Regions from separate parts of the Mus musculus genome. Here region 2 is linked to region 1. Evidence: chromatin loops called from intact Hi-C (ENCODE). Cell type or tissue: left cerebral cortex. All regions are shown on one strand. Each heading gives the region's core, and the rest is flanking DNA. Links, peaks and the distances in the headings are about the cores only.

Region 1 (15,561 bases), core at 4,801-12,800:
CTCGATGTGTTCTCTACAACCTATAGCTTAATCTGCCATCAACTGGGAACTCGGAGAAAGAGATATGGCTTTGCTGTCTCTGCAGCAGAATAATGCCCAGGGAGGAGAACATGGGCAAAGACCCAACTCCCAACTTACTGTTTGGATAAAACTCGTTCCACACGTTTTGTCAGAACCCTAATGCTGGAACATAAGCGCTGAGAAGTGGAAGTGGCTGATCCCCTCCCCCTAGCCCTCTGTGGCACGCCCACGGGGATGCAGAAGACCCGAGTCAGGTCTAGCGTTCAAGTCCCTTAGGTGCACCCTGGGCTCTCAGTTCATCGGGAAAACCTGAGCTCAGGCCTTAGCATACAGGAGGGTCTTCCATGTGCCCCTCCCCCACCTCAGGAAGTAACCCGAGTAACCAGTAAGTGGCCTGGTGAAGTGTTAAGTGGGGAACCTTCCTTTCCATTATCTGAAATGATAGATAGCCCAGGCCACAGGCCAGTGTGTAGCCTGTCTTTTAACCCCACCAGTGTGTCCTTCCAGTCTGGCCTGGCCTGCAGCAGGCTCTCAGTCAATATTGGCAGAGGGCGGGAGGGCATATGACACCACCACTAGGAGGCAGAGACAGGGTATTATTCTTTGTGGGAGGAGAGTCCCAACTCAGATGTCACTGAGTCTACTGCTTCCTGTATGTAGTCTTCAGGTGTGCTGCAACATGAACCACTCTGCTTTTTAGCCCTAGGAGGCAGGGAGGATGTTCAGTCCCCTTTACACACTTGTTTATTATACATTTCTTTTCTAAGAATACATTTGAATGAAGTTCTGGGTATTTAAAAAAATCCAGACCTATTTCAGACCCATGTGCCATCTTTACTGGATAAAGGAGGTTGAAGAACAGGGAGCTGATTCCTCCGTAACCTAAGGGTAGGTAGGAGCTGAGTTTCTCTGGCCTCCTAGATAGCTGTTTGACTCCTTCAAGCCTCCCAAATCTTACAGTGATGGTCTAATCCGGGAACACCAACACTGACCTTCATGTGACCTTAGGCCCTGATTCCTCTTCAATTTCCTTAAAACCTTCTAGTGATGTTCAGATTTGCATGACTGACTCCTGGGCACCCTGGAGGCGGGCGGTGTTCATCGGTCTATAAGGGGGGAGGAGTGGGAACGGGGCACTTATCAGCAGCACCAGTGAGGTGCCAGGCACCCTGCCAGGGACTGCTCACATCCTGATTTAACTACCATGAACCCTCTCTACTCCATTCTAGAAGAGATTGCTCCTGCTCTAGAGAACGGAAGGCTCAAAGGGAAAGGCGCCTACCCTGGAGTTCTGGGACTTCTCTGAAGCTCCAAATGGGGAGGTGAGTGGGAAGGGGAGGGCCTCTGGTACCACAGGCTCTGCCCTTCCTGGTCATGTTCTCTCCTCTACTTCCCTGTACTGGTTCCTGAAGGAAGCAAGGTTTCTACCTGGTGCTTTCTATGTAGGTCAAATTCCACTCCAGCAATTCTCTAAGCCTTGTCAATTCTGAACCAGCAGCCAGAGTCTGGGGACCTTTTGGCCCTTTTTACTGGGTTTTATTCTAAGCCAAGGTTGGCTGACAATCACCCCTGGGCTAACAGACTAGGTCCCACCTACCAGCTAAGAGTGGGCTTTACATTTCTAAAGGATGGGGTTGAGGGAGGGGAATACATGAAAGCTACATTAAATTAGAACTTCCATGACCATTAACAAAATCCTGCTTTTGTGCTACAGTGGCTCAGCTGTAGTTGAGACAAGCTAAGGCACACAGATCTTGCCACAAAACCAACAATATATACGATCCTGGCCTTTATAGAAAATTTGTCTGCCTGAAACATAACTCCTTGTGCTGCTGGATGCAAAGTCAATACCTGAACTGTGCCGGATTCTAAAGCCTTTCAGGTAAAATTCACACCACCCTCCTTAAGCAGCTGAAAAGGGTATTCTACACATGGTGGGCAAACAGCTACCTCCTTAGCCTGTAGGAGTGGACCCGGGGAGGATAAAGGGATCCCAAAGAAACAGACACCTCTATGGTATACTCGGTAGTATGTTGGCACCAATTCAGCAGAGATAAAATTAATATAAGGGCATAGACAAATGTCACCGTCACTCTCAGTAAGTTTAAGCCTCATCTCTTCCACTTTGGTGACTTTATGAAATCTTTTCCTTACATCTTCCATTCTCTTTGAGGTTTTCCTAAGACACTGCTGAATGAGATTGTGTTTGAACATGCTCCCAGGACTACCTGAGTGAATGCAGATTTTGTTATTAACTGAAGTACACTCCTGCCTGTGTGACTTGATATGTTCGTTGGCAGCCAGGGCAGAAATGAATATATGTAATGTATCCAGTGGCCAGTAGTGTTCTTTAAAAAGGTACAGGATCCCTTTCTCAAACACAGCAAAACACATCTGCAATGGAATAGTATGCAGTTGTTGGAAAGAATGCAAAACATCTGTACGTGCTGGAAATAAAGCCCTGGGGTGGCTCATTAGAAAAAGATAAACCAAAAACAAAAGCCCCAGGCATAATTATATTGTATTTGAAAAAGAGTTCATGGCCCAAAGTTCCCTGAGTTGCTAGATGTAAAGGCAATGCCCTAACTGCGCAGGGCACTGAGTACTTACTTTGGGTTGGTGAACGGGACAGGCTGCATGACACCAAAGTGTGAGCCATTAAACCAATATTGCACTCGGGCACACATCTATACACAGAAGGGGTCCCGGGAGTAAGCACTAACTGTGAAAGCCGGAGACAGATGAATTTGTTCTTCTAATTTTTACGCTTCTCCTTAATTTGCTCCATTACTTCTGTGATTTTTAAAATCCAATTTTATTTTTCATTCCCATCTGGGAATTTTACTGGACACAACCCCAGGGCCTGGTGAGCCCACCACACTGCCTTGAGAAGTGTTAGGGAGAATGGCAATTCCAGTGCGGCACTCTAGATGAAGGTTTAACTTAGCTGGGAGACATGGCTCCCAGATTAGTGAACAGGTCTGCTTTTACAAGTACAAGTTTAGAGGAGTGGGGAAAAATAAAATGATAGTATGGTAGGGTAACCTCCCTGGTCATGTAAGACATGCGTCCAGTGATTAGGTGGTGGGGACAAGGACAGGGTCAACAGACTAACCCACACGATGAGGCAGTGAGAGGCAACTGCCTGTGGGCATGACATGCTAATAGCTCTGCAGTACAGAGGTACTTGATACTCTGACTGTTGGGGTCAGAAGAGCTCTTTATGGAGAAGATAAAGGTAGTGCTGAGACCAGAGGCCAAGTGTCTGGGTGAGGATGAAGATGGCACTATGGCCACACAGTACAGTGCCAACACAATGATGCAGCTCACAACACTGATGGCAAAACTGGCTAAACAGGCTACTATGGCCCATACTCAGGCCAGTGCCCAGCTGAAGAAAATTACTTCAGCAGCTAACACTACTATCCAGAGAGCTGATGCTGATGATGCCACACCATACTAGCCATGTGACTGATGTGGCCACCATTGGCAGCACCCAGGGCTGTGGTGTGGACCATGGGTATGGGGTGGGATGCTCTGGCACACTTGGGGGCCACCTGGAGTCACCAGGAGAGCTGGGCAGGAAGCCATGGCTCAAGCTGGGGGAAAGCCACAGCTTGATGCTCAAGGAAAGCTAAGAGGCACTGTTTCCTTCATCTCTTTAGCTGGGTTCCTCATCTTTCAGTCAGCAGCATGCCTCACAAACACCTAAACTCCTGACACCTGCTGCTGTGAAAACAGACCAGAGAGCTAACAGTCCTCAAACTTTGGTATAGAGGATCTACAAAAGGGAGCATAGGCTGGGGATATGACAAGGTAAGAAAGCAGTTTCAGGGGCTGGTGAGGTGGCTCGGTGGGTAAAAGCACTGACTGCTCTTCTGAAGGTCCTGAGTTCAAATCCTAGCAATCACATGGTGGCTTACAACTCTCTGTAATGAGATCTGATGTCCTTTTCTGGAGTGTCTGAAGACAGCTACAGTGTACTTACATATAATAACAAACAAACAAACAAATCTATCTTTAAAAAAGAAAAAGAAAGCAGTTTCAGAGTAGCCCTTCCCTGGACACTCCCAATTTCAAGACAGGGGACCTGAGCTGTGGATTAAGCAATTTGGACAAATGTTCTGAGCAGTAAACTCACCTAGACAGTCAACACCTTCATCATCTGGGGTCTGGCAGGAATGCTCTGCCTTTTCTGGATGTCAAAGCCTTGGGGTAAGCGAAGGCCAGGCTGGAGGCCCAGTAGCCCCTGGCTCAGCTACTGCAAATCTCAGTGTTTCTGCAGAAGCTACTGTGCCAGGCTTGGTGGCTGAGTGACAGAGCCTCGGGCTCCACTCCACTCCTCCCTGGGAGGGAGGTAACAATTGGAGATTTGTTTTGTGCTAGGCCAGCCTGGACACAACCTCTCTCAGCCATTGAGTCCCGCCAGGAGCTTTCCTGGCCTCTGCTATCCTGGGACAGTGGTTGCTAGACTGAATGGCTTTGTCACCTCTGTACCCAGGAGAGAGGTGAGGGGTGAGGCTGCAGGCCCCAAGCCAATGTTGCACACTTTCCCCTTTGTTCCAGGCCTCCTAGCTCTGCCAGTGGGGGTGGGGGATGTTGATGTTTGTACCCTTGGTGCTGGAGCAGATCTCTAGGCACTGATGCCCTGTATCCAGGAGGTACCCAGTAAAGCTGCACTCCCTGAAGTCACAAGCTGATTAGAGGGGGATTTGGGGCTGACCCAGCCAGGGGGAAGGGAAGGCAGAACCCAAGGGTGGCTTGACACTAGATAAGAATCATCTTGGGGTTGTTTACATTGCTTACTCATCTCAGCTGAGAGGAAAAGGGGGTCTTTTCACTTATGATAGCCCCCACCCTGATCGAGAGCAAGAGGACACAGTCTTAACCACCATTACCAAAGAAAGAAGCTGAAGCTCCCAGGAAATCCACTTCCCTTCACAGAAGCTTCCTCACGTGTGCGTGCAGTCCTGAGCCCCACTGTACCCAGAAATGGCTGGGCAGTCCTGAAGGCTGGGAACTTCTGCCCACTTGGGATGGGTGGAAGATGGTACAGAACGCGGGATAAGAGAGGGGAACTCCATCAACACATCAAAGTGCCTCAAATCTTGACACTCTTGTCTTGGCTCTGACTGGCCTCAGTCTCCTCCTCTGTAAAAGGGAGTGTGACTAACCCATGGCCAGGTCTCTTCTTCAGTTGCCTGTATCTTCAGGCTACCTGCAAAGGTTGGCCGCGTGTTTGGGGGGAGACACAGCACATAAACTTCGTAAAGTTACTTTCCTCTGAACTTTAAGGTCATCATGGCAGGAACTCCCATTTCTCCTACAGTGCAGTTGTTAAGGCCTCACATATTAGACAAAGGCTGAGCTGCACAAGCCCTCAGCACCATGTGGTGCTTTCCTAACTACCTGAGTGGCCATCAGAGAGCTGAAACAGAAGCCCAAGGTAGGACAGGCAGCCACACTGGCTGGCTTAGCTCTGGCACCCTGCCCATCCCTCAATGTTCTTTCTCCACACCAGATTCCTGACCAGTGAGAGCTTTAATGACTTCCCTAAGTAACACTTACAGTTCAGCATCCTGACCCTCCAAAAGCACATGCCGCTACGCTCAGAGGTAGCTTTCAGCGGAGGTTGAAGGTTGCTGACGTTTATTCAGGGCCCAGCGTGGCATGGGAAGTCAAGGGACATCTAATAGGGACTGGCAGACACACTTTGGGTCTATTCTCTCCAAATTAATTCTATCTATCTATCTATCTATCTATCTATCTATCTATCTATCTACTTACTATAGTAAGACAGGATCTTACTATGGCATAGCTACTAGCCTGAAACTCACTATAGAAACAAGGCCAGCCTCAAACTCAAGAGATCTATCTGCTAGCATGCCCGCCTTCACTTACTTACTTGTGTAGAATGGGGAGAGACACACGCTAGTGTGCACATGGTGGTCAGAGGACAACTTGCAGGAATCAGTTCTCACCTTCTACCTAGTGAGTCCCAGGAATGAACAAAGATCTTCATGCATGGCTGTCAAGTGCCTTTACCATTCAGCCATCTCTCTAGGCTTTTCCAGACTAAATTCCTACCGTCTAATGATTAGGACTGCTGCCATTCTGCAGATGAAGCAACCCAGCTAAGTGAAAATTCAAAACCTCACTATGAATCTCAGATACTTATGATCTTCTACTACCGTATCCTGAAGAACCCTGTGATTTTTAAGTAGTTTTATGTTGCCTGCAGAGGTTGAGCCTAGACAGGACGGCCAGGAGGAGGTGAGCCCCGGCTAGCCAGGAGCTTCCACCTGCCCCTCCCTATTTTCATTACTAAGCTCATTACTACAGAGTACACCAGAGGCTCGCCAGACCTCTAAACAACTCTCCAGAACTCCGTTTTAATATACAACACAAAAGGCTGTGGCCTTGATTGGGAAATCAGCCACCTCCAAAGAAAGGGAAGGGCTTTTCCCAAGAATGTACACAAGATAACTAAAATGTGCCTAAACTAGGTATAGTGGCACCATGCCTTCAATCCCAGCATTCAGGAGGCAGAGGCAGGCGGGTCTGAGTTTGAGGCCAGTCTGGTCTACAGAGCCAGTCCCAGGACAGCCAGGGCTACAAAGAGAAACCCTGTCTGGGGGGGAGGGGGGGGGCGGGGATTCTATTGTTGTAAATAACAGTGCAAGTGCATGAATTCATCGCTATAGATATAAACCATGGGGAAGGAGGGACTGATCTATAGATGGAGCCAGTAGGGAAAGTCTGGGAAGCTCAGCAGAGTAAGCGCGCCCATCCACCTGCCTGCGGTGGCATTTACTCTTCCTGCTGCTCACAATTTAGAAAACACTAGTGAAACCAGCCCAGACCTTAGGAACTGTGTGACTTTAGGAAACTTACTTCCCTTTAGTGTTCCTGGTAAGGAAGCACAGGACGACATGTAAAAAGCAGTTTAGCCATGAGCCAGGTGATCAACGAGCATTGATTTTTTTTTACCCTCTTCTCTACTCAGAATATTCATCTTATCAGCTCAAAAAATAAATATCAAGCGGAGTGTGGTGGTACCCGGGCTTACAGCCTTCGCGAAGCAGAGACAGGCGGATCTCTGTGAGTCTGAGGCCAGCCTGGTCTACATATGAACTCTAGGGCAGACAGGGCTAGGGGATGATGTCTCCGAAACAAAAGCAAAATCCAAGGAATTTGAAAGACGGAGATTAACCTAGGTCTGAGAGAAAAGTTTTACGCGGAAAAACCAAAGTTCGGAGTTTAAGTGGCATCTGAGAGACTCCCGGGCCTCAGTTGGTTTTTGTTTTGTTTTGTTTTTTTGTCTTTATACTTAGTTACATTCTATCTCTATCACTGTGGCCCTGCAGAGACTGTCAGTACGACCATCCGGAGTCAACTGGAGCTTCCTTTCCTGAGTTCCACCAAAACACCCCCACTGCCCAGTAAAGGCAGCCAGGGATTTAACACATGCTCGCACTGTTCTTAACTTTAAACAGGTAAAGGGGGGGGGGCGTGAAAGTGCGCATCCTTGAGCCTTCCTACATACTAAGACGGGAAAATCCAATTTTATTTTAATTTAAAAGGGACTAGAACTAACTCTACACAAAGCAAAGGCGGGACAAGAAAGAAACAATGTCGCACATCCAGGAGGGGTTCCGTAAATCCGGCCCATACAGGGCAAGCCTGATCACAGGTGAAGAGAGATCTTATCCAGTCAGTAGCTTGCCCCGGGGAAAGGCCCCACATCCCTGGAGGACTGCGCATCGTGAGGTCCTCAGAGCTCGTCAGCCCCCGACCCTGGCCTGGAGGAAGTGCCTTCTCCTCCTGGCCACCCCCATGGCCCGGGTTCCGGGCGCGGCGCGGGCTCCGGGCGGGTCCCGCCTCCTCCGCTCCTAGCCGGGGCCCGGCCGGGGGCTCGGCTCTTTTAGCCAATGGGCGCCGCGCTCCGGCCCCCTCCCCCGCGCGGGAGGAGCCGCCGAGGTCGTGCGCGACGTGCGGCGCCTGGGCCCCTGATCCGCGGCCCCCGCCCCGACCGCGTGAAGCGCGCGGCGGCTGCGTGAGGAAGCGGGGACTCGGACAGGCGCCCCGGCCCGCGCTCGGCAGCACATCCCTACCCGGGACTCCCAGCCCCGTTACTCACCTTGCTGCTGGGATCCATGGCCGCGCTGCGCTCGAAGCTCTAGCTGTGCCGGCTGCGAGACGGAGAACGGACGCGCTGTAACTATGCGTCTCCCGCCAGACCTCCACGCCCTGACGCACTTAAGACCCCGTAGCTCAGATCGTCACTCTACAAGCAAGCCTCTGCTCTTGGGGGAGAGCGCGCGGAGCTGCCTTTTTATAGGACCGCCGCCATTGGTTCTGGGGTGTAGGTGGGCCCGAAGGGGGCGGGGCCTGGGGAGCACGTCCGGGGCGGGACTCTGAGAGGCGTGGTTCTGTGGGGAGGTGGGGAGGGACGGAGGGCTACTGACCACAGTCTGGCTCTGGATGCTAGAACCTGCAGTCCCAGGGTGTGCGGGGCACCCGTTGGGGGCGCTCGCTGTGTGGCTCTGAGCTGGTTTGCACACCTCTCTGAGTCTCAATGGCCACTAGCAAAATGGTAGCGCTTGGTGCGGGGCTGTAAGCCAGCGCTAGGACTCTGGCTTCCTCACTAGGCTGCCGGATAACTTTGGTAGACTAGTCATAATAATAGTACAACCTCCTGGGTTATTAGGAAGATTAAACGAGTTAGTATTTGGATGGTGTTTACAACCGCGTGTGTTATGTGTAAAGTGGCATTAAGTTCATTAGAGAGACCACGGGAGGTCTGGCTCCGAAGCTGAATTCTCTCTCCTTGCTCCGTGTTCCTGTGCCCAAGGCCAAGCTCCTCTTTTGCTCCTAGACACCATGCCCACCACTTCTCTAAGCTGTAAAACCACCACCTCCCTCCATTTCTGACTTTATGGTGACACCTAAGTGTGAAGACCAGAGAGGCTGGGTGTCTAAATGGTTAAGGACATAGAACACCTTGGCATTGAACCAGCTCACCTATAAACCGCCTCTAGCTGGTCCTGGGCAAGCTCCCAGCCAATGAGCAGCGGGTTTCTCCTGGATAAAATGAGATTTGTTATCAAACCCTGGGCTATGAGAATTACAGGTGAGCTCCTGGAGTGGTGAGTAGGACAGTCAATAGCCTCTGTGGTCCCTCCAGTCCATGTCCCATCTAGGTTCACCTGAAGGGGGGATCTGGGAGAAATGACTTTCTGTTAGAGACAGGAAGCTGAGCTGTGTGCCAGGTGCTGGCCTAGGAGGGCACCCTAATTGAGCATGGACCCCTGAAAAGTAAAGCATGTGGAACTGGTGAGTCTGGGGTTCCCCTTCTCCTCTCTCCTGATCACCACTTTGCCCCCCCCCCCCCGAGTTTCTTCTGCTGACTGCAAGACCTGCCTCCTCTGCTCTTGCTTTCTCCAACCCTGGACCTGTTTCTTTCCTTCAATACATATGATGCAGGGCTGGAACAAGGCCCAAGCCTGGTCTCCCAGGCCCTTTCTTAGGGTACCAGTTCACAAATTCAGTCGCCCCCATTATAGAACTGCATGCCTATATCTCAGCCAACAAGTCACCAATCAGCCATCTTTTTTCTCCTCTATGACGGACGGTCCCGTGCTAGTCAGTGTCCCTAGGACAGAAGCATGAGAGTCTGTTGCTAGCTTCAGGGAGTCCCCAAGCTGGAGGGACAGGGAGAGGGGCAGTGTAAACCATATCAAGGATGAATACAGGGTAAGTCTCCAGAGAGAAGTGTGTGTGTGTGTGTGTGTGTGTGTGTATGTGTGGCTCTTTGGGAAGAGGGAGGTGATGCAGAGCAGGGTTTGGAAGGTAGTTCAATAGGTGGCTAGATTATGAAGGCCATTCTTGACAGAAGATTAGATACAAAGGTGGCAGACAGAATGATTCAAAAAGATGGAGAATCTTTAGATAGCCTCTGAACCACAAGCTTCAGATGCTGGAGTCCCAGCTCTGCCGTTTACTTGCCAAACATCTGCACGCATCTCTTCTCAGCTTCAAAACCCACATCCATCTCTAAAATGGGTCTAATAGTCTCCTCCTGATTTGAATAAGGGTTTCTCAAAGTAATTACACTAATACTTCTGGTTGTGCTTTGTTTTGTTGAGACAGGGTTTCACTATAGAGCCCTGGCTGCCCTGGAACTCATTATGTAGACCAGGATGGCTTCAGATTCACAGAGATCCACTCTCCTACCAAATGCTGGGATTAAAGGCTTGTGCTACCAGATTCTGCACTAATTGTTGGTGTCAGCATTTCAGCCCAGTCCCATGGTACCATGGCACCATGGCACCATGGAAAAAGCAGAGTAGCCAGGGAAATAGTGTTACTTTCCCCCAGTTTCCCTATACCTGCCCAGACACAGATCCCATTGTCTGCTTGGAATTCCACTTCTCTGTCCTCTCTCTGTAAATGTTTTATAGCCCCTGGAGGCAACTGTTTAGAGGCAAATTTACCAGGAGCTATGGACACTAGATCAGAGGTTAGATTCTTAGGTGGACTGTTATCTTGGAGACTGAGTCCTTGGAAACAGAATTTAACCCTGTAGAGAACACCAAAGAAAGCCCACGAGATACAAAGCCTTAGGATAGTGTGCCGCTGAGAGAGGGATGTGGACAGAAGCCCGAAGAATTGGCTTCTTGTAGTTATTGGCTCCTAGAAACTGGGGAGCAGGGAGGGGGGACGCCGGATGGGGGGGGGCAGGGGGAGAGGTTGAAGAGGTAGTTATAAAGACCCTGGATGCCATCCATCTAAGTAGAGGCCAGAGCTTTCATTACTGGATGAGCAATGGGGCGCCATAGAAGGTTTCAGAGAAAAAGAACCTGGTGACAACTCAGCATACCCAAACCCGCCCCTACCTAAGGCTTCTAAAGGGGAAGGGGTAGGGGTTTCACAGCGACCACCCAGACCTGGTGAGACTTGCTAGTCTGTTCCTACACTGGCAGCTTTGTTCCCTGGAGGTGACTTCAGCCCTTAAAGGAACCAGCTCTTCCTGGGTTGTGTTCAAGCTGCGCCAGCCCCTACCAGTCTGGAAGAAAAAGTGCTCGCAGGACTTAACGGGGAGGGGCCAGGTGCACAGGATGACTCCGGCGAGTGCCTGCCTGATGCGTGTCAGACGGCACGCCTGTGGACCCAGGGCCTTAGAAATGGGCGGTGCTTTGCGGGCGGGTCCTAGCCGCTACGCGGAGTAAGAGTGAGTAAGACAGCCCGGAAAAGGCTCTGTTGCCTTTAAAGGCAAGTGTTCCTGGTAGGGCTTGAAAAGGCTTTGCTGAATCAGTGGCAGCTGATGTAAGGGGCGCAGGCAGGGGCTGAGAGGGGGAGCCCTTAATCCGAAGGCTGTTTTGCAACTCAAATCCTCCCGAGGAAAGAAAATACGTTATCTGGACTCAAGGAGGGCATGCTGAGCCAGGCAGGACAGTTCTCTGTGTTTTTGTATTTCATTCTGATTTGCACACCTGCTCCAACCACCTGCTCCCAGCTCATCCGTGTCCCTTTCTGATCATTTTGGGTACCTCTGCAAGCGCCACCACCACCAATGATCTGGGGGGATGCTGAAAGAAGTATCCCTCTTCCACTGTGTCCTGAGCGCCACGATTGGCTAACTGCCCCCAAGGACAATGTTCTGGGTGTCCCACAGGTGCTCACAATCACCGTGCTTAAATCTATACTCGTCATTGCATCCCTAGTCTCCCAAGTGTCCCAAAGGTGGTACTTCCAAACTGTTGGACTCCTCGCCCTCATTATCCAATGTCCAGCCAACCCGTGGCTTCTGCCCTTCCAAAGGACTATGGGCCTCCCTCACCTGCTCTTCACTCCCATTTCTTAGGTACCTTCCCACCTGACATGACCTTTTGTCTCTCAGTACCACCCCCTGCTTTGAGCATTTTTCCATGGCATATGACAGCATGGCTAAACCTCTCAGGCATCACACGAAGGGTCATATGCAAAAGTGTGTTTTTGCAGGCACATAACATGCAAAACCTTCCTGAGCGCATAAGTCTGGAGGACAGCTCTGTCTGGAAGGGAGGGGCTCCGTTGGGGGGGGGGGGTGCTGGGTAATCAGGGTGAGGCAGCTGGAGAACCAATGAGCGGCTCTCCTGCTTCTCTCTTTGCCCCAAGCTGATGTGACTCAGCAGCTCACAACAACTAATCCCATCTTTATTGAAAATTTTGATGCTTTGTCTTTCTTTTTCTTCCTATTTTTTTATTTATAATTTCTCAAAAATATGGCATTAAGGACTGGAATTGAACCTCAGCGTTGGAGGGTTTGCTTAGCCTGGATTTGATTTCCCAGCACTAGACAGAGAAGTTGCATTAAGATTATTATTTATTTTTACAACTGGGTTCCGGGGCACCTTCACCCACCCCTGCCGTGAACTTTACTTGGGATAGGAGGACCTGTCTTGCCACACCCAACTCCTGACCCTGTTGCTGTTTCTTCATGAGGCTAATGATTCCCCAGATGTGTTTTGTTTGAGAAAATAGAGAGCTGTGGATGTTTCTAATTTCTGCATTTGTCTAATGCATATTGGACTTCTGTTTGTTCTTAAAGTCTTTATGTGGTTCTAGGGAAATGTCCCTTGCCTGTGTCTTCCAGTACCTCAAGCCACCAAAACCAATAGCTGCTACACACTGGGTCTCCTAACACATTTCCCCCCACTTTTGTTTTATTTTGGATGTTTTTCATTTGTTAGTTTTTCGGACAGAGTCGCATTATGCCAAACTCAATCCTCCTTCTTAGCCCCCAAGTGAACAACTACCTCCTGCTTTTTCTAAGTGTGTTAAATGAGACAGTACTATAATCCAATTAATTTAATTAACTCAGGAATCCTATGAGATGAATGTTTTTCTCTACATTCTCTAAAGAAGAAAAGAAAGGCTCTACAAAGCAAAGAAATTTGCCCAAATCATATAGGTGGTAAATATTAATTTAGTAGATTTTGAAAACATGGGGCCAGTGAGATGCTCACTGCATGAAAGGGCTTGCAGTGCACGTGACTATGACTCAAGTTCAAACCCTAGAACCTACATAGAAAGACAGAGGCTGCATCTCTAACCCCAGGATACCCAAATTGAATGGGAGGTAGAAACAGGAGCTCCTGTTGGCAAGACAATGGTAGAAACAAGAGAGATCCTGCCTCAAAAACAAGGTGGATGATAGAGGGAGAGAGACTAACAACATTCATGATGGAGAGAGAGATCGAGCCACAGAAACACACACATACACAGACCCACAGAAGCACACACACAGAGACCCACAGAAACACAGAGAGGTGTAAAATGAATAAAATTTAAAAACAAGGTAGAAGCAGAGAACAGACTGCAGAAAAGTTGCCCTTTGACCTCTGTGTGCCATTACTCCCACACTCCCACACTCCCACACAAATCTTTAAATAAAGACTGGACCAGCAACACTTGTCTAGGCCCCTGACCCAGTACCAGCTAGGCAACTGCCTAGCCTGGTTCTAATCAATTAGATTACAGTTATTTGAGCCTTATCTTCCTCAGAGATAAATATCTCTCCGGGGCAAGTCCTTTGTCATTCCCAGCTTCCCTTGGTTCAGCAAGTTAGTTGGCACCGGAAATAAACTATAAATGCTTAATGAGTGACAGAACCAAGGCGTAAGTGCAGAAGGAGGTGACAAGGTGTAAAGGACAGGACTCAGAGAGAGACCTGCTTCATGGTGTGCCTTGGGTGTGTGACCTGACCTGAATGCATCCTGGGAATATCTCCACCTAAAGAACTGATTGTGACTATGGAGTGAGAAAGTAACCATTGGGTGATCATCGCCATACAAGTACTTGGATAGTGGTAGCCGTTACAGCCGGGTTTTTACATCCTCAGAGCCCTGTTTACTCCAGGGTTGCAGGCTTCTTCTGTCTCTTGCAAATCTGCATGTTGCTATTTTTCTAGGGACCTGGAGAGAGGATTGGATGTGGGCCCAAGACCTCTGTTCCTCAAACCTCAGGAAAGACCGAGTGCTAGGAACCTGAAGTCTAGCCTTAGCATCTCCAGAGGTGTTATCCTAGGGCCAGTCTTTCCTGTGGACTTTTCTCTCTTTAAAATGGGCCTTGAATACTCTACAAGTTGTTGGTTGGGCTCTGAGGTGGGTTCTATACTTTGTCCTGGGCCTAGCACACAGTAGGCCTTTCATAAAGATTGGGTGTGGGGAACAATAAAGAGGAAGAGACCCTGAGAAGCTCAGGGCCCAAGGGAAGGCAGCCAGCCAGCCTTGGCTGGCTTGCTCTGAGAACTGGCTTCTACAGAGGTGTAAACTGGGCATGCGTTTCGCACTGATATAACCAGCAAGACACCTTCCCAGGAAGCTGTCCCTCCTCCTGTCCCCATCCTCCTCCACAGGGAATATAAGGCAGGCGGAGGGAACTGTTGCTTGGATGTTACTATGGTGCTGCTGGTGGAGGCTATGGTGAGGGACGAATTTAGTAGCAAATTGAAACTTGAGCATCTTCTTCACTTTTATAATCCACCATGCAGTCAAAAGAAAGCCATCATAGCTCACCCCTAGCAGGTTACCTGTGTCCGTCTTTCCTGGCTGTCCTTGAGGCCCCCACCTGGCTGTCTCCTGGCAGTCACAGGCACGTTCATCAGGAAGAGCTGGGTGACTCACCCTGGTGCTGGAGCTGACTCATACTTTAATGGAGTGAAATCCTAGCCTTATAGAAGGTTGAAATGAGTGTCACAGATCCAGGACAGGCTAGTGCCTTAGACAGGGAGAGTACTGTGGCTGGGGACTCACGAGGAAGGAGATTTACGGTCAGTCCGGGCCCTATGACAAGTTTGCTAGTTGACTTCAGCTGCTCATTCTTCTTCAGATTCTTCAACTTTATAATGAAAGTATTTCAACAGGGAACCTGTACCAGCCACAAACAAAACAGAGCCCCTCTCTGTGTGGGGACCTGGTGGAGAAAGGTCAATTTAAATTATCTGTGGGACCTATGGGTAGTAAAACTAAGGGTGTTTTTTTTTTTTTTCTTGTTTTCTTCTTTTGAATTTTTTTGTTTTGTTTTTTGTTTTTCTATCATGAAGAAGTAGCCATTGGGTAATTTTTTTCCTCTCAGGAAAATGAAAATAAACACACACACACACACTATACACACACACACACACACACACACACACATATATATATATATATATACATATATATATATATATATATAAATATGGTACATTAATGCTGGTATTTGTGAAGGCCGTGTAATCACTGGCCAGGGGTAGTAGTCTTAGTTTTAGTAAGCTGGGGTCACTTAAAGCTCTGTCTCCCTGGAGCTAACAAGGGTGAGGATTCACATGTGGAAGCTGCTCTGGAAAGGGCTGCAATTATTCTGAAAACTAGATGTAGGAACAGCAGCGTGCCTCAGCCACTCCACAGGAGAGGAAGCACCTCCAGACTCAGTGGTTTTAAACAGCAAGGATGTATGGCTTTGGGACCCACTGAGTCATTGCACAGGTGGCATTTCACATGACATCAGCTGAGG
Region 2 (15,561 bases), core at 3,825-11,824, 100 kb after region 1:
GCGTGTGAAAGGCGTGTGCTTCCCTGTGCAAAGGACACAACCCTGAATTCCGATTCCATACTTAGCATTTGTGTGGCTTCACATTCTTTTCTAAGCCTCAGTTTCCTTTTCGGTCAAAGGAGGCTAACGACTCCTACAAGGCTGCTTTGAAAGCTAGAAATGCTGTTAGCAATGCCTGGTCCAGAATCTGTCCCAGAAGCCTCTGTGTGAGAGTTTTGTATGCATGTGCACATGTGTGCTTCCCCAAGAGCATGGCTGCTTAACTTCCCAGAGTGGCCCGGGGAGCCAGCTGACTGCTCTGTCTGGATTCTATGCTGTGATTGCTCTGATTTCTGTCTGCTCCTCATTAGGAGAAGTAGACAGACACTGTCCCAGCTACACATCCCAGAGCCCACATCCTTGAGGACTTCCTGCCGCTTCAGACCAACTATCACATGGGTCCAGCAGCCTGGAAAGGAGGATTGGTGTGGTCAGGAGACAGGCCCCCCAAATCCGATTACTGCCTACGCCCCCCTGCCCCCCCCCAATCCGGGGCATTAGAGACTAAAGAGATTCTTCTTCTGAAAGGATCACCTGCCAGCACGTGGTGGTGGCCCAGCCAAGCATGGCTGTCGAGAATAGAGCCAGCAGTAAATAGGGCCATGATCGCAGTGAGCTCCCAGCCCACGGAGAGAACCAGGCTGGACCTGGGTCTGCCTGAGACATCAGAGTGAGAACAGCTGAAATCCTGGTCTGAAAAGGCACCTGTGTGGGGTGTGTGCATGTGTGGGCACAGAGTTCCCGGAACACAAGGAGCCTGAGGGGTTGGTAGGGGTGGGGGAGGGAAAGGAGAGACAAGGGCCTTCTGGGGAAAGATCACTGTAGGAAGAGCAGGCAGGCTGGAGTGAGGAGTGTGTGTCTTGTGAGCATGCTGGCTCCTGTGAATGTTTGCAGACACCCCACGGTGGGGGCCCTGGGGAACACCACAGCTGGCTCTTCCATTTTGTGGGGAAACAAAACAAGCCAGGGCTGGGAAACAAGTGCCTCTGCTCAGCCTCTGTGAGGACGACTGATCCCAGCTACTGTGTGGTCTCTGTCTTCAAGGCTTGAGTTGAAGGATATCAAACTGAGCTGCCCTGCTCCCTGCTTTTGCTGGTCTAGAGGGGTCTTGAGCTGGGGCAGGAGATGGACTCTCAGTGATGTCTGTCTTCTGGTCCATGGTAGGGGCTGGGACTGGGCTCTATGTTCCTGTCCAGGGTTCCCACACTATCCCAGAGTGTACATTCACACCTGGATCTGGTTCACCAGCATCGATCATCCAAATCTGGACCATGGAGCACCCAGAGAGCTCACAGCTCCAGATCATGAACACTGACTGGGCTCCAACATCCAGGCTGCAGAGAGCCCCGACCCTCTGATGGAGTGAAAACTCCATCCTAAGAGAAGATGGACCAGATGCATCAGATAGGCGTCCATGACATACATCTTTCTGGATTCAGAATCTTTGCCAGGACCCCCACATCCAGATAAGGATTCTCAACACCCAAACTCTGAATACTAAGATAAGATCCCAACATCTGGACCTGGCACATCTGCACTAGCTTCTAACTCAGACCCAGAAAAGCCCCACCCAAAGGCCACCAATCTCACCCAGAAAGCTCTGAGCTGACCATACTGAAAACTGACTCCCCACCCATCCCCCCGCTTGCCTCTCCCCATCTTTCCTGAATGAGCTCATCTTGAGAGCCCTTCTCAAGTTCCAAGTCTTTTATGGAGCAATCCCTCATCTCTCAGGATGCCCAGGATGGGGGAAGTGGATAGAAGGTCCTATCTATGCCCTTCTAGGGTGGTGCTGGGAATCTAGCTCAGATACCTAGTTGGAAGTGGGCGGAGAGAGCTAGGTGGGAACCTCTCTCAGAGACCCCGCTGTTCCTACACCGTGTGTCCCCAAACAGCCTGCAGGGTGCTGGGCACCCAGCCAGGAAATCCGGTGCAAACCCTTGAAGCTGGCTGGCCTGGTGGAGGTGGGTTGGGCACCATCAACGTGACCAAAGAGTCCCCCCTGGGACAAGGCGGCTTCTGTGCAGTCCCAGTTGATCCCTTGGGGCTTCAAATCCCATCCGGCTGACTGGGCAGCGTGGGAACAAGTGGTATGGCTGGGGGCCTGTGGGTATGAAGGTGAGGGGCCCATGGGCTGAGAGCTGTACTCTGGACAGGGCTCCCAAGTTCCCAGTTAATCGTGAAGTTTTCATCAGACAGGGAAAAGCTGTATTATCAACTGATTTGTCCTAGCTCCCTGCTTGGTTAAAGCCATTACCTGAAATTAGGCACCATAATCAACTGTTTCCTTGAGAGTTAGATAGCATTTTATTCCCAATTGATAAACCAGAAATGAGAGGCTCAAAGAGTTCAACTAAGGTGGAAAGCTAGCTGGGTCTGCGGCTCTCTTCTGCCCTCCCCAAGCATGGAGTTAAGTGCAGGCAGCCAGCTAGCACGCTGGCTTTGCTCCTAGGTGATCACAAAACAGCTAGAGGGAAGCCTGCAGCACAAGGTTGGTGTGTGCTTAAGGTCTCCTTCCTGGTCTTTCTGTATGATGGATCCCATAAATGTATTCAGTCAATCTCTTGGTTAACAGCCATAGGGCCGGAGGGAGGAAACCAGATGAGAGCAGAGATGTAGGAGGAGAGAGTGGATTGGATGGAATCAAGGAAAGGGCTTCCCAGAAGTCTCTCTACTCTGTCCACACAGATGGAATGTCAGGACCCAAAGAAAGGGCCACAGTGGTGGAGATGTGCAGAGATCCACCCCAGCTCCTGGGAACAGAATAAGGAATTCCAGTTGCTGTTCTGGAACTAAAGGCCCGTACACATTCCGCGTCTCTTGTTTGTTATAGATGAGACAGTTTGGGATGGCAGAGGCATGGGGGTGGCCTGGGGTGGGAACGTGCATCTCTGTGGTAGTCTTATCTGTGCATGCCTCTGAGAAGGGACCTGCCACATCTTTGGAGCAACGGCTGGACGTGGCTCTGCGGGTCTGGGACGCTTCACCTTATTGGCATCTTTGTGATCTCTCCTGACCCCCGTGTTTCTGGCCAAACTCTTATCTGAAAATCTTGCATATATCTGGGTTTCTGCCCCTATCCCTGCTTTTTCTCCAGCTCCAAAGAATGCCGCTGTCCTGCCTGAATATGCAGAGGAATGTGGAGGGCAAGGGGAGAGGGTAGCACATGGCCCAGGCTGTTGGCCTACTGGCTATGGAAAACTACTGAGGCCTCCTGGAGCCCAGCAGGCCTGGCCAGACAGGCTCAGAGCCAGGCTCCACAGCAGTCGCTCTTCCAGGCCCCTCCCACTCTTTTCTCTGCAGCCTGGGGACCTGCTGAGATGGGTCCTGTAGTAGGCAAGCGAGCACGGCCTTTCCTCCCACCATCAGCCAGAAGGTCCGCCAGGCCTCTGCCCCTCCCTGGGCGTAGGCATCCCTGGGGGCAAAGAGAAGGGAGTGGGTTTTTTTTTTCCTCTGAAGTCCTTCCTAGGCCTGACATTCTCTTCATTCTGTGAAGGTTAAAGGACAAGTCTACCTTTGTTTCAAGGGCCTCCTGAAAGCAAGAATTCTAGACTCTCTGATCAAGAAAGGTTCCTTATGATAATCTGGTCTTACTCCCCCCCATGTTCTCAGATCCACGGTCTCCCCAAGTTAGCCCTCCATCACGGCTCTTTCAGCACAGGCAAGAAAAGCCGTTTTGTTTGGCTTGAAGGATATAAACGTTTTGACAGATGGAGGTAGGGTTGAACTGACAAGTACTTTAGATGGGGTGGGCGTAGGTAGGCAGGGGAGGGGTATGGCCAAGAGACAGAGCAAAGGTGGGTGGGTAGGTGGGGTAGCTGAAAAGGGTTTGAGCTACACAGAAGGGTTCTCAGATCCCGGGAGGATGGAAGGGCTGCTAGCCTATGGGTTGTTCTGCTCAAAGAGCCAGCTATGGATGCACAACAGGGTGGGAACTCTTGTGGCTAACTGTGCAAGCCTGATCCGCTCCCTTCTGTATGGTGCCCCTCTCGTCTCAGCTAAGAACAGCCTGTCTCTCTCGGGGTTGTGAAGGGTGAATAAGTACGTGAAGTCTAGGTACAGCCCTCCATATCTGATGTGGTGTAGGACGTGCTCAGTCACAGACACACACAATGGCAGGCCTGGCACTGGAACACATGCCTGCAGTCCCAGCAGGAGGCTGGAGACTCTGAAGGTCAAGGGTCAAGGTCATCCTCAGCTGTAGACTAAGTCTGAGGTAAGCCTTGGCTACCTGAGAACTTGTTTCAAAACTGAGGCCTTGTCTCAAAACCAAAACAAAACAAAGCAAGGGTGTGGAGACATGATGGCTCCGTGTTAGAAGTGTTTGCTGTTCCTGCAGAGGGCCCAGATCTGGGTCCCAGCACTGCCATGTGGCTAGCAATCTGTTGTATCTCCAGTTCCAGGGTATTTCTGACATTTCCTTTTGGCCTCCTCAGCCTCTGTATACACACGGTGCACTTACACCCATGCACACAGAATACACATAAACTAAAAGTAAATCTTTAAAACAAAGCCAAAACCCAAAATACAACCCCCAAACCAACCAACCAACTAACCAACCAACCAACCAACCAACCAACCACTCCTACCTCCTATATTTTTGACTAGTCCAGAGGTCCAGAGGGACAAAACAAAACCAGGGGCCAGAAGGAAGCTGGTCCCCGGAGTGGAGTGTCTGCTGGTCCATAATTATATCTCTGAATGAATGGAATAAAGGGCTAGGGAAGTCCTCAGGGGGCTTGGGAGCTGCCTGAAAGTGGGAAGAAAACTCCCACTGAGTGGCCTTGGGTTTTGGCTCTGGGTGGCCACAACCTAGGAAGCCTGTTATGTTCCAGAGAGCTCGGACCTTATCCACGTTCACTACCAGGCCCAGGGCTCCAGGCAGGTGGGGCTGACACCGGAGCAGGAGCCTCTCCGGTGCTGGGCGGTGTAGGTTGGGTTGACGTTATCCAAAGGGAATGAAGAGACAGGAAAGGGCCCCAGGTCCTCTTCCACAGGATCAGAGCGGCGGTCAGAGGGGGCGGAGGAAACCTGGGTGACTGTAACCAAGGACACTTGGTCCCTAGGTTTCGAGGAGGACCGCTGGGTGTGGTGGAGCGTGCCCTTCCTCCCTGCACTCGGCAGGCAGAGACAAGTGGGTCTCTGTGAGTTTTGAGGACAGCTTAGTCTACACAGGAGGCTCCACGCCAGTCAAGGCTACACAGAGAGACCTTGTGGAGAAGGAAAGGAAGGAACACTTGGACAGCCCCAGTCTGAAGAGCTTTGAGAGCTAAAGAGACAAGATAGAGACTTCAGTGGAATCCTGTTTGTAGAGGGAGGCAAAAAACCAAGCTGCGGCCAGCTGAGGAGACTTGAGGGCAGTGAGAGAAGTGAGGCAGAAGGCAGGGCTCACCTCTGCCCAGAAGCTTGCCTGAGGCCTAGGGGATGGGTGGAGGCTGCAAGACTTTGAGCCTCCAGGTGAGGTGGGGAAGGCTCATGCTGCCCAGATAGCTCAGACGGAGGGACTATGGCTCAATACAGCTAAATGGCTTGTACAAAGTCACAGCAAAGTGGACAAATTTCATTATCATACATACATACATACATACATACATACACACAAACAAACAATAACAGAAATTTATTTATGTGGGAAATGGAAAGCAATGTAATGCACATGCGAATTGCTTGCTGTGGCCATAGCAGTAAAACGTGGTCACTGGAGAATTCTAGAGCATTCTAGGCAGAAGCAGGCCTCAGGTCCCAGGTAGTAGAGAGCTACCCAATGCGAGTGCTAGATTCCGAATTCTGGTCCTTATGACTGAACAGCAACCACTCTTAACTACTGAGTCACCTCTCACGGTTTTGTTTCTTTGTTTTGTTCTTTGGAGATAGGGTTTCTCGGTGCAGCCTGAGCTGTTCTGGAACTCACTCTGTAGACCTGTAGGCTGGCTTCCGACTCGCAGAGATCTGCCTGCCTCTGCCTTCCAAGTGCTGGCCTCAAAGGCATGTGCTGCCTCCTCTCAGCCCAGCTACTATATTTTTTGAGACAGATCTCTATTTAGCCTCAAGCACACAGTCCTCCTGCCTCTTGAGTGCTGAGATTTTTGGCCTGTGCCACCACGCCTGGTCTGAGCCACATGTGCCTGCTGTTTCTGAACCCTGTTTGATGCAGCAAATGCTTTCCCTCAGCCATAGTCAGTCCTTGAGGAAGGTCCCTTGTACAGTCAGGGGAACGAGGCTCACAGGTGAGAGCCCACTCAAGCACTTTTGAGCAGAGTAATGAGGAGGTGGGGACAACAGGGCCACTGGTCTGGGAGCTCAGTGTGCATGGGCTTGGGACCCTAGGGTCTCAGAAGGGTTATGGAGGAATTTCTCAAGGCCAACTTCCATCACCATAAACCATGGAGTCTGTAGAGATTCAGTGTGAAACTGCTCCTTGCCTCATGAGTCTTCGGGTCTTGTGGAACTCATTTGAGCCTCAGTTTCTTCATCTGAAAAATGGGAACCATATTTTTTTTTTATCTCTTGCCTGCTGAGGACTGGTGAGAATTGAATCAAATCAGACCCATTGTTTGATGTTGAAGAGTGAATGTTTGGAAAACACTTTGCTGTTTATCTGTATCATATCATTAACCTCGTGGAGATCAGTTCCTTTTTTTTTTTGGTTGCATATTCCAGACAGGAAAACCACAGTTTGGAGAGAGAAGGTTCTCTAATCAAAGAGTAAAGTTGGTTAGTAGGGATTGAAACCCAGGTTTCTAAAACTGAAGGCAAGATCAGACCATGAGTGGGGAGTTGCCGCCCTCTGCTGGTGAGTGTTGGTCACCCTGGAAGGGAAGAGTAGCAATCTGCCTTAACTAGGAAGGGGATGGCTGAGCCCAGAAAAAGCCCTTTCAGCCTTTCAGCCGCTGGGCAGGATGAGTGCAGATCTCAGACAACAGTTGTGGCAGGCACAGGGCAAATTCCAAGCTCTGTTGGGTTTCAAAGTGCATGTCTTCAGGACTGACAGCTGCTTTGTCGGGAGGAGGGGGGTGTTGTTGCAGTATCATGATTTAAAACTCCACTACATTGCTCTTTCTTTTAAAAATTTATTACTTTATTACTCACTTTATTTCTTTATTGTGTGTATGGTCACATGTGTGCACTCTTATGTGTACGAGTGCGTATGGAGGTCAGAGGATAACTGGCCTGGTGTCAGCTCTCCTACCATGTGAGTCTGGCAGATCTAACTCATCAGTCTCACAAGAACCTTTACCCACTGAGCCCGCTTACTGGTCCCACTGCTGTTTTAAAAAATCTAATTATGTATCTATGATACAAGTCAAAGAAGAAATAAGAGATTAAAAAATAAACCGGATCCATTTGGGGACATTTTTATTCTGGACTGACAAATGTTTGTCATGGGAATAGCATCATCTTAAAAACTGCTGCAGGCAACACCCGGAGATGTGCAGCTCAAAGAGCTTTCTTGTTTGTCCTCATTTTATAATTGCTGTAACCTTATGAGGAAGTTGTGTGTTTTTGTTTTATACATACTAAGTTAAACTCAAGGTCACTCTGGCCTTTTTGAAACCAGGGAACTTTCCAAGTCACCATGCTGCCACCCTGTGGCATCCTCAGGGGTTACTAATAGGGCCATGGCATTGTGCCCCACAGGATAGATACCCAGTGCTTCCCAACTCCTTCCCCAGGGAGGGGAAGCTTTGACGTATCAGATACAACTAGAAGCAAAAACTTTCACAAAATAGTAGGCTAGTAGGCTATGTGATTTCTGTGGAATGCTGCCCCCCCCCCCCCCCGGCATACGTGTCTCACCAGGGTGTCAGGCATCATTTGCTAGTCCACTCATCAGACATTAGCAGTACGGAGTTCAGCATCAGTTCTGTGTATTGGTGAGGGGTGGGTTTTGATGGGGGCTGGAGAGCGGTGCTGTTCTGTGGAGACAGTGGAACAGTACGCCTCCACTGTTTACTCTGCCAGGTAAACCTTCTCTCAGGCTGGAGCTTCTAGCGAGCGGGGTTCCTGGTTCTCATAATTGTTGGAGAACTTGTTCTTCAGTGAACCAAGGAAGTTTGGGAATTTTTCCTTAACTTAGTGTAGACCATTGTTAAGGTCTCAGCAGATCATTGCAGTAGGCTTTTGAGATAACATACTTTTATATCAAGCTCATATATCTAACCGCTAAATTAAACACAGTCAAAAAATTGTGTTTCTGAATTGAGGAGATGGCTCAGCAAGCAGGTAAGGGGACCAAGCCTGACAACCCGAGTTTGAGCGCTGGAGCCCACATGGCAGAGGGAGGAAACAGACTCTTGCAAATTGTCTTCTGGCTTCTAGTATGTGTGCAGTGACACTTGTAGCCCTAACCCCGAGACAAACAAATAAATAATAAATGTAAAACAAAGTACATTTCTTTCTCCCTGCTACAAACAACATCCTGAGAATCAAATAAATACCCCCCCAGGGTTTTTCTGATACAAATGGGTAAAGTCTGTCCCCTCTGGTGCCCAGTCACACTCCTTAGTCCTCTTTGGATCTTTTGGAACTTGAGTATTGCTGTGTGTCTGGAAGTGTTGGGAGCTGAGCGAGGGTCTGAAGAACAATCAGTCTGCCTGCTCAAGGTGGCTGCCTCACACAAGATAATGATAGGATCAACTGCAGAGGGAGAGGGTGACTTTTTCATTTCTTCTTTTTTCTTTAAATAATTTACCTATTTTTATTCTATGTGCATTGGTGTTTTGCCTGCACATATGTCTGTGTGAGGGTGCCAGATCCCCTGGAGTTACAAAAGACAGACAGTTGTGAGCCACCATGTGGTTGCTGGGATTGAACACAGGACCTCTGGAAGAGCAGCCAGTGCTCTTAACTGCTGAGCTATCTCTCCAGCCACTTTTGGTTTTTGAGACAGGGTCTCTCTTTGTACCCACAACTGTCTTGGAACTTATTATATAGGCCAGGTTAATCTCAGACTCACAGAGATCTGCTTCTATCTCCCCAGTGCTGGGGTTAAAGGCCACCACACCTGCCTTAGCTGGCATCTTCAGGTGGGCAGAAGGGATGTTTTTATTGGTGAAGGAACACTGATATAATTTGGGGGATTGAAAGGGGTTGAAATTTACCCAACATTCCCATTATAATCTTGTAATTCATTGTTTCTTTACCAACAATATGATCTCAATCACACCGAAAAGGAGATTAATTTATATGAAATTTGGTCAACCACAAGAGCAGATTGTGGTTTGGGGTTTTCAGAAATCTAGACTTTGCAGTATAAGGAACCAAGTCCTTTCTAAGCACAGTGGTGCACATCTGTGATCGCAGCCCTTGAGGCAAGGCAGAAAGACTGAGTTTGATGTTAGCCTGGGTTCTGTAGCACTACCTTATCTTTCAAAAGCACCCCCTTAAGACACTGTGTCCTCTTGCATTCTGTCCGTGTGCTTAGTGGGGGCTTGGAGCTCTGACATCCTCATAGGCTTTTGCTAAGTTCTCCAGCACTCCCTGAGGACGCCCGCACATTCCACAGCCCTCACGTTCTTTATTCCCACCATGATGATCTATGACTATAGCTGCTTGGTGTGCGAAAGTCTTGCTTGTCAAAGGTCTTTGGCTGTCATATTTGCAGGTTCTGACGTTGCGTGCTGTGGACTGACACTGTCCTACTTTTCTGACAGGAATAAGGCTATCACCACTTTACAGCACAAGAGCTCTCATTCAGTTCCAGGGCACATCCAATATAGAAGAGCCTGGTTGGAAGCCACGGCGTGCGTTCTGGGAGCAAAGGGTTTAATACAACACTGGAAGCTTCAATGGCCGCAGGAATGAGGGTGTCAGGGTGATGCCCAGAGGCCAGATTTATCTGCCCACCCCAAACTGGAAAACACACGCGGGAAACAACAGTTTCCAGCTGTTAAACACGAGACCACCAGAGTGATTTTGCAGAGCAGGAGTCAGATAGGATGAATCTTTCAATATCTATGCTTAGTGACTGACTGTACACCTGTGGAATGCCAGCGATGTCCCTGAGCTGAGACACAGAGAGAAGACTGAGGGAACTAGAATTTTCGCAGCAGGGTGCCAGAGACAAGAGATCTGCTCAGAAGAATCCTGCCTGCGGAATGTCAGAATGTCCTTTACGGCAGTGTGCTGATGAGTGTGGAGAAATGGGCCAGGATCAGAGCCAACGCTTCCTTAAAGGCAGGGCGTGGAGGGAGGGTGTGTCCTCAGCCAGACAAAGCAGAGAACCTTACAGTTCAGCCTTGCCTCCGCTCCGAATTTGCTACCTACATTCAGACCTTTGTTCTGATCATCCTGATTTCTGGTTCTGTGAAGACAGACTGTTCTCTTTGTACTCCGTGCCTTTGCACATTCTGTTCCTCGTGCCTAGAATGCTTTTTTTTTTTCAGTAGTTATCTGATGTTCAAGAATTTTTGACCCCGGGAAAAAAATTACAAACTGCCCACAAACACAGTCCAAAGGGTGAGCGCTTCTGTGCTTTCCATAGCTCCAAAATATTAGCAGTGCTCGATTTAAATGAGATGTATACAGCAGAGCTTGAGGGCACACACCTTTAATCCCAGCACTTGGGAGGTAGAAGCAGGTTGATCTCTGTGAGTTCAAGGCCAGCTTGGTCTACAGAGTGGGTTTCAGGACAGCCAAGGCTATACAGAGAAACCTTGTGTTAAACCAAGCCAAACCAAACCAAACCAAACCAAACCAAACCAAACCAAACCAAACCAAACCAAACCAAACCATGAGATGTACTATCAAGGCTCTGTTGAACCTACCCATTTAAAATCCTTTTAAAGCCAAGCTTTTCAAGTCCTCTGTACTCCCTGCACATATGTAGCAGATGTGCAGCTTCATCTTCATGCGGGTCCCCAACAACTGGAGCTGGGGCTTACACTGACTCTGTTGCCTGCCCATGGATCCTGTTCCCCAACTGGGCTGCCTTGTCTGGTCTCAGTGGGAGAGGATGTCTCTAGCCTTGTAGTGACTTGAGGTTCGAGGGTGGGTTGGTACAGGGTGGGGGTGGGGGTGGGATTGGGGGTGGGGGGGCAGGGAGCTCCTCCTCAGAGGTGAAGAGGAAGAGGGGATGGGGAAGGGCTGTGTGAGGGGGAAGTGGAAGAAGGGCCTGTGGCTGGGATGTAAAGTGAATAAATAAATAAATTAATAGAAAGGGAAAAGAAGCCCCCCCCCACCCTCCCCAGAGAAGAGAGAAATTTCCAGAGGGAGAAGGGGAGATGAGAGTACATGCTGGCCAGACCCAGCAGGGATCCAGAACTCTGGGAATGCCAAGGCACGTTTGATGGCGGTGTACTTTTAGTGACCCTAACTGTAGTTGAAAAAAGTATTTTTAAAAATATATTTATTATTTGATTGTGTGCTCACACCCCACAGTGTGCATTCGCATGTGCACGTTTGTGTGTGTGTGTGTGTGTGTGTGTAGGTCAGAGGACAACTTGTGGGAATCCATTCTCTCCTTCCACTGTGCCTTCTAGGCATTGAACCACGGCTTGCAGCACAAACACCCACTGAGCCTCCTCAGTAGCCCTCGAAATCAAGTCTGATGGGGACCTGCGGCATCACTGAGGCTGACAGTGTTAGATTCACACTACGTGGATTTCCTGAGTGACACCAGGTTGATGTTCAGAGATCACTGCTGTGGACCTTACAGGTTTTGCTTCCCTTCCTGCACGTCAGAGCCTTTGAAGGGCTCTTGTGCGCCTCCAGTGACCGGGCAGCAGCCCCTCTGTAAACTATTTCTGTTTAGCGCAGCCACAGGAGGCTTTGTTGATTTTTACAGTGACGTTTTGGGATGGGGAATTTGGACATTACAAAGTCTTGTAAGTTTCTGCCCACATCCTCCTGGAAGGAAGTGCTTATAAAGCTGGATATAACTTGGCTTGGGGGGGGAGGGCCGTTTCCCACCGAGAGTTCAGAACTACAGTCTTTACTGCCTCACAAAAACCACTGTTTTTCTTTTTTGAGACAGGGTCTGACATCATTGCTAACCCTCCGGCCTCTACCTTCCACGTGCTGGGATCGTGGGCATGTGCCGCCTTGTATCACCTCATGTCACTTTGTACCACTGCGTCTAGCTGAGTTCTGCTGTCTTGCCTGAGCTGAGGATGTGAAAACCCTAAAGAGGAAGTGCACTGTAAAGGACTTTCCTTTTGAGGGCCTCATCATTCTAGAAGGTTCCTTCCCGCTGACCTCCTCCCCCAGGGCAGCTCCCCTGCGGTTGTGGGTGTGCACCTGGTTTCTACCCACGTTGCTGGCCAGTTTGCCTAATCCTGTGGCACTGTTATGAAATCCTAATTACAATTAAGAAAAAAGTCTGAGCAAAACCCAAGATACCTCCGGATTTTATCATGATGCTCGTTAATCTCATCTTCAAACTTAATGTCAAGTGTTTGTCTTTTGCTTTTTGAAAAAATTTTTTCTTAACATACAATTTTTTTATCTGACTTTATTCTGTTTGTACGTGTATGGGAATTTTGCTTACATGCATGTCTGTGCACCACATGTGTGTCTGCAGAGGGCAGAAGAGGGCAACAGACCACCGAAACTGGAGGTACATACAGTTATGTGGGTGCTGGGACTCAAACCAAGGTCCTCTGAAAAAGCAGTCAGTGCTCGTAACCACTGAGCCATCTCTCCAGCTCTTACTAGGTGTTTCCTGATCACGAGTATTTTAGCGAGGCCAGTTGCTTCGCTCCGTTGAAGGAAACAGCTCTCACTTCCAAGAAAAAAGAGACGGAACCAGATCTGAATGGCCATGGCCTGGGGACAGATTTTGATTTCTCCAAACACCATGGTCCAATGCATTTAACAGCTTCGTGAAGTTCTGTAGGAACAGAGCAAAGTAAGCTGTAGATCAAGACACTTTCAGATACACTGGTCAGAACATCAGGCAGGTGATAGCCAAGTGTTGGGATCCAGCTGTAAGCCTCCTGCTATCACATGGCATTCTTAGTCTTTTGCTTAGTGGAAGCTAGGGGCTTAAGGGTCTGTACATCCAAAGGGTTTCTCTAAGGGTCACAAAGATGCTAGGTCACACACAGAAGAGGGTGATAAATGGCTATTGAGAGGGCTAAGGTGCTCCAAGATAATTAGGCTCTGGACTTGCAACATTCTCTCCATGTCATTAAAGTTCCCAGTGAGTCGGTCAGCATCTGTGGCCACAGCTCTTTTCCAGGAATTTCCCTTTCCCATCTCCCACAAACATCTGGAATGAGACTGGGAAGTTCCAAACCAAATGACTCTTCTGGACTCTTAATTGGATTTGTATTGAATTTATAGATTAATTTGGGGAGCCATGTCATTTTTATAAGGTTGAGCTTTCCAGTGTGTGACATGGCTGTGTAGGTGAGCATTTGGTTGGTCCTTTGAAAAGGTCTGTCAATGAGGTTTTATAACTCCCAGGTCTCCCCTTTCCTACAGGGAAACTGCTTCTCTCAGGAATTTGTCACAGAGCTGGGAAGGAAGGTGAGAACCTGACTCACACAGACACTTAGAATTAAAATCTTCAGGTCAAGGACATTGAGATGACTCAGGGGGTAAAGCACCTGGGGACAAGTTTGGTGGCTTCAGTTTGATCTTCAGGACCCTCCACCTGGAAAGAAAGCTGACTCCCACAGGCTGCTCTCTGCTCTGACCTCTGCTCTCTGACCTCTGCTCTCTGACCTCTACCCATGCATTTTCCTGCAAGTGACATAATTTCATTTTTATTTTAAAATTTACTTTATCATCTTATATGTATAAGTACTTGCCTATATGATCAAGCGTGCCTGGTACCTGAGGACGCCAGAATTGACTGTCAGATCTCCTGGAGCTGGAGGGACAGATGGTTTTGAGCTGTTATGTAGTTGCTGGGAATCAAACCCTGATCCTCTGGAAGAACAGTCAATGCTCTTAACCACTGAGCCATCTCTTTCACCCTTCTTTATGACTGAATAATGATCTACTGTGAATACATAGCCTGTTTTCTTTATTCACTCGTCTGTTAGTCTGAACCTGTAAAACTATTGTGACCGGTGCTGAGCAATACGGATGTGCAGGTTATTTCTGAGGTACGCTAACTTAGAATCCTTTATACTTATTCTCGGCTTGCACAGCAACTCTATTTTTAGTTTTTGAGGAAACGCCATGCTGATTTCTCCGTGGCTGCCTAGTATGCACCTTCACCAGCAATGTATAAGGATTTCCTTTCGCTGAGTCCTTGCCAGTGTTTGGTATTTGTTTTCTTTCATTGAAGATTTATTTTATTTTTATGTGTATGTGTCTCTGTGAATATATGCTGTATGTGTTCAGGTAGTTGTGGAGGCCGGAAGAGGACATCAGAACCCCTGGAACTGGAGTTGTGAGCCTGGAACTCGATGGTCTTGAGCCACCATCTGGTCATCTGCAGGACTGCTGAACTACCTCTGCAGAGCTTATCGGTCCCCCTAATGACAACTGTCTTAGACAGGATTGTGGGAAGCGGGTGCAGCCGCATGGGCCTAGATGGCGCCCTGGTCCATTGCCAGGTCCCATGAACCCCACATGTTTAACTGCCTTGCCTGAGCATGCGCAATGAGGTTGCATGTGTGGGCTGCCTGCCAGGCTGGACTGTTCCTCGTGATCTGGACCTGTCAGCCTATTGGTGATCGACCTGAGCTTGTGCCTGGACTGATTGGATGAGGTGGGGTGGAGCGAGATGAGGTCAGTTGCCAGGAGTTAAGAGTATAGCGCTTGCTGCAAGAGGAGCTAGGAGAAGAAGCTGCCGGGGAAGAGAGCTATAGGCGAAAAAGCCACAAGTAAAGAAGTTGCTGTGTGAACCCGCCTTGGTGTCCGTGTTGTTCTTGTCTCCGTCGGAGTGGGACAGCGGCAAGTGGTGGCCCATACGGAGAACTCATCACATTGGTCGGCAAAGGTAAGTAAAGAAAGTACAGGCCTAAGAAAATTTTGGTAAGAGCAGTGATAAGGAAATTTTGGTAAGCAGCGGTAAGGAAATTTAGGTAAGTGGCCAGTTTAGAACCTCTTTAGTTAGACTGTAAGAGCCTGTGGCTACCTCTAAATTCTGTGTTTTTATCTAAACAATACTGAGATAATTTGGAATTTTAACTTACAAAAATTCTACTCTGTCAGAGGTACATGTCAACATTTATTGTAGTTATCTTAAATGTTCCCTGTTAATTCATTTTCTCTTAAGTTTTTTGTTGTGTTTAGTTCTTTTTGATACAGGGTTTCACCATATAGGCAAAAGTTTCATTTTTGAGAACCCAGATCCCCCCCAAAAAGTCTCTGTTCTGATCCCTTTCTGTCTTATCTTCTGAGCTTTGTGCTCTGCATTTACATAAGTATTAAGTATTCCACTTCGCTGCAGTGTATCCCACTTCTTAAGTACTTTATGAAGACTTTTTGTTAGAGCTTCTCTTAAAATTAGTACAGTGAATGATGGTCCCTGTGTGGTGGTCCCTGTGTTCACATAGGTGCATACACACAGGAGAGAGGATCTGGTCCTTTGTTAGAACATACAGTGTGCCCCTGCAGCAGGTG

What was found. Peaks named below come from ENCODE experiments on the same cell type or tissue, not always from the same donor. Only the 100,000 strongest peaks of a DNase experiment are listed, where the experiment ranks them.
Region 2: it touches region 1 in a loop (3-fold over the local background); 13 of 42 quality-filtered maps call a loop at or near these places.

The regions. Positions count from the first base shown.
Region 1 is chr4:119,101,573-119,117,133 of GRCm38, reverse strand. Slc2a1 (solute carrier family 2 (facilitated glucose transporter), member 1) reads right to left here and starts at 8,389. Exons shown (of 10, transcript NM_011400.3): 1 at 8,162-8,389. The coding sequence starts at 8,179. It overlaps Gm52706 (a long non-coding RNA gene), which reads left to right and starts at 8,385. Exons shown (of 2, transcript XR_003955269.1): 1 at 8,385-9,357. In left cerebral cortex, for the core only: a CTCF peak has its summit at 8,550; DNase peaks (open chromatin) are centred at 8,423, 9,088, 11,219, 11,605 and 1 more place; H3K4me3 peaks cover 4,837 bases; H3K27ac peaks cover 4,864 bases.
Region 2 is chr4:118,996,440-119,012,000 of GRCm38, reverse strand. It overlaps Gm12865 (a long non-coding RNA gene), which reads left to right and starts at 13,964. Exons shown (of 2, transcript XR_868061.2): 1 at 13,964-14,935. In left cerebral cortex, for the core only: CTCF peaks have their summits at 6,833 (motif pointing left) and 7,616 (motif pointing left); DNase peaks (open chromatin) are centred at 3,868, 6,830 and 7,563; H3K27ac peaks cover 185 bases.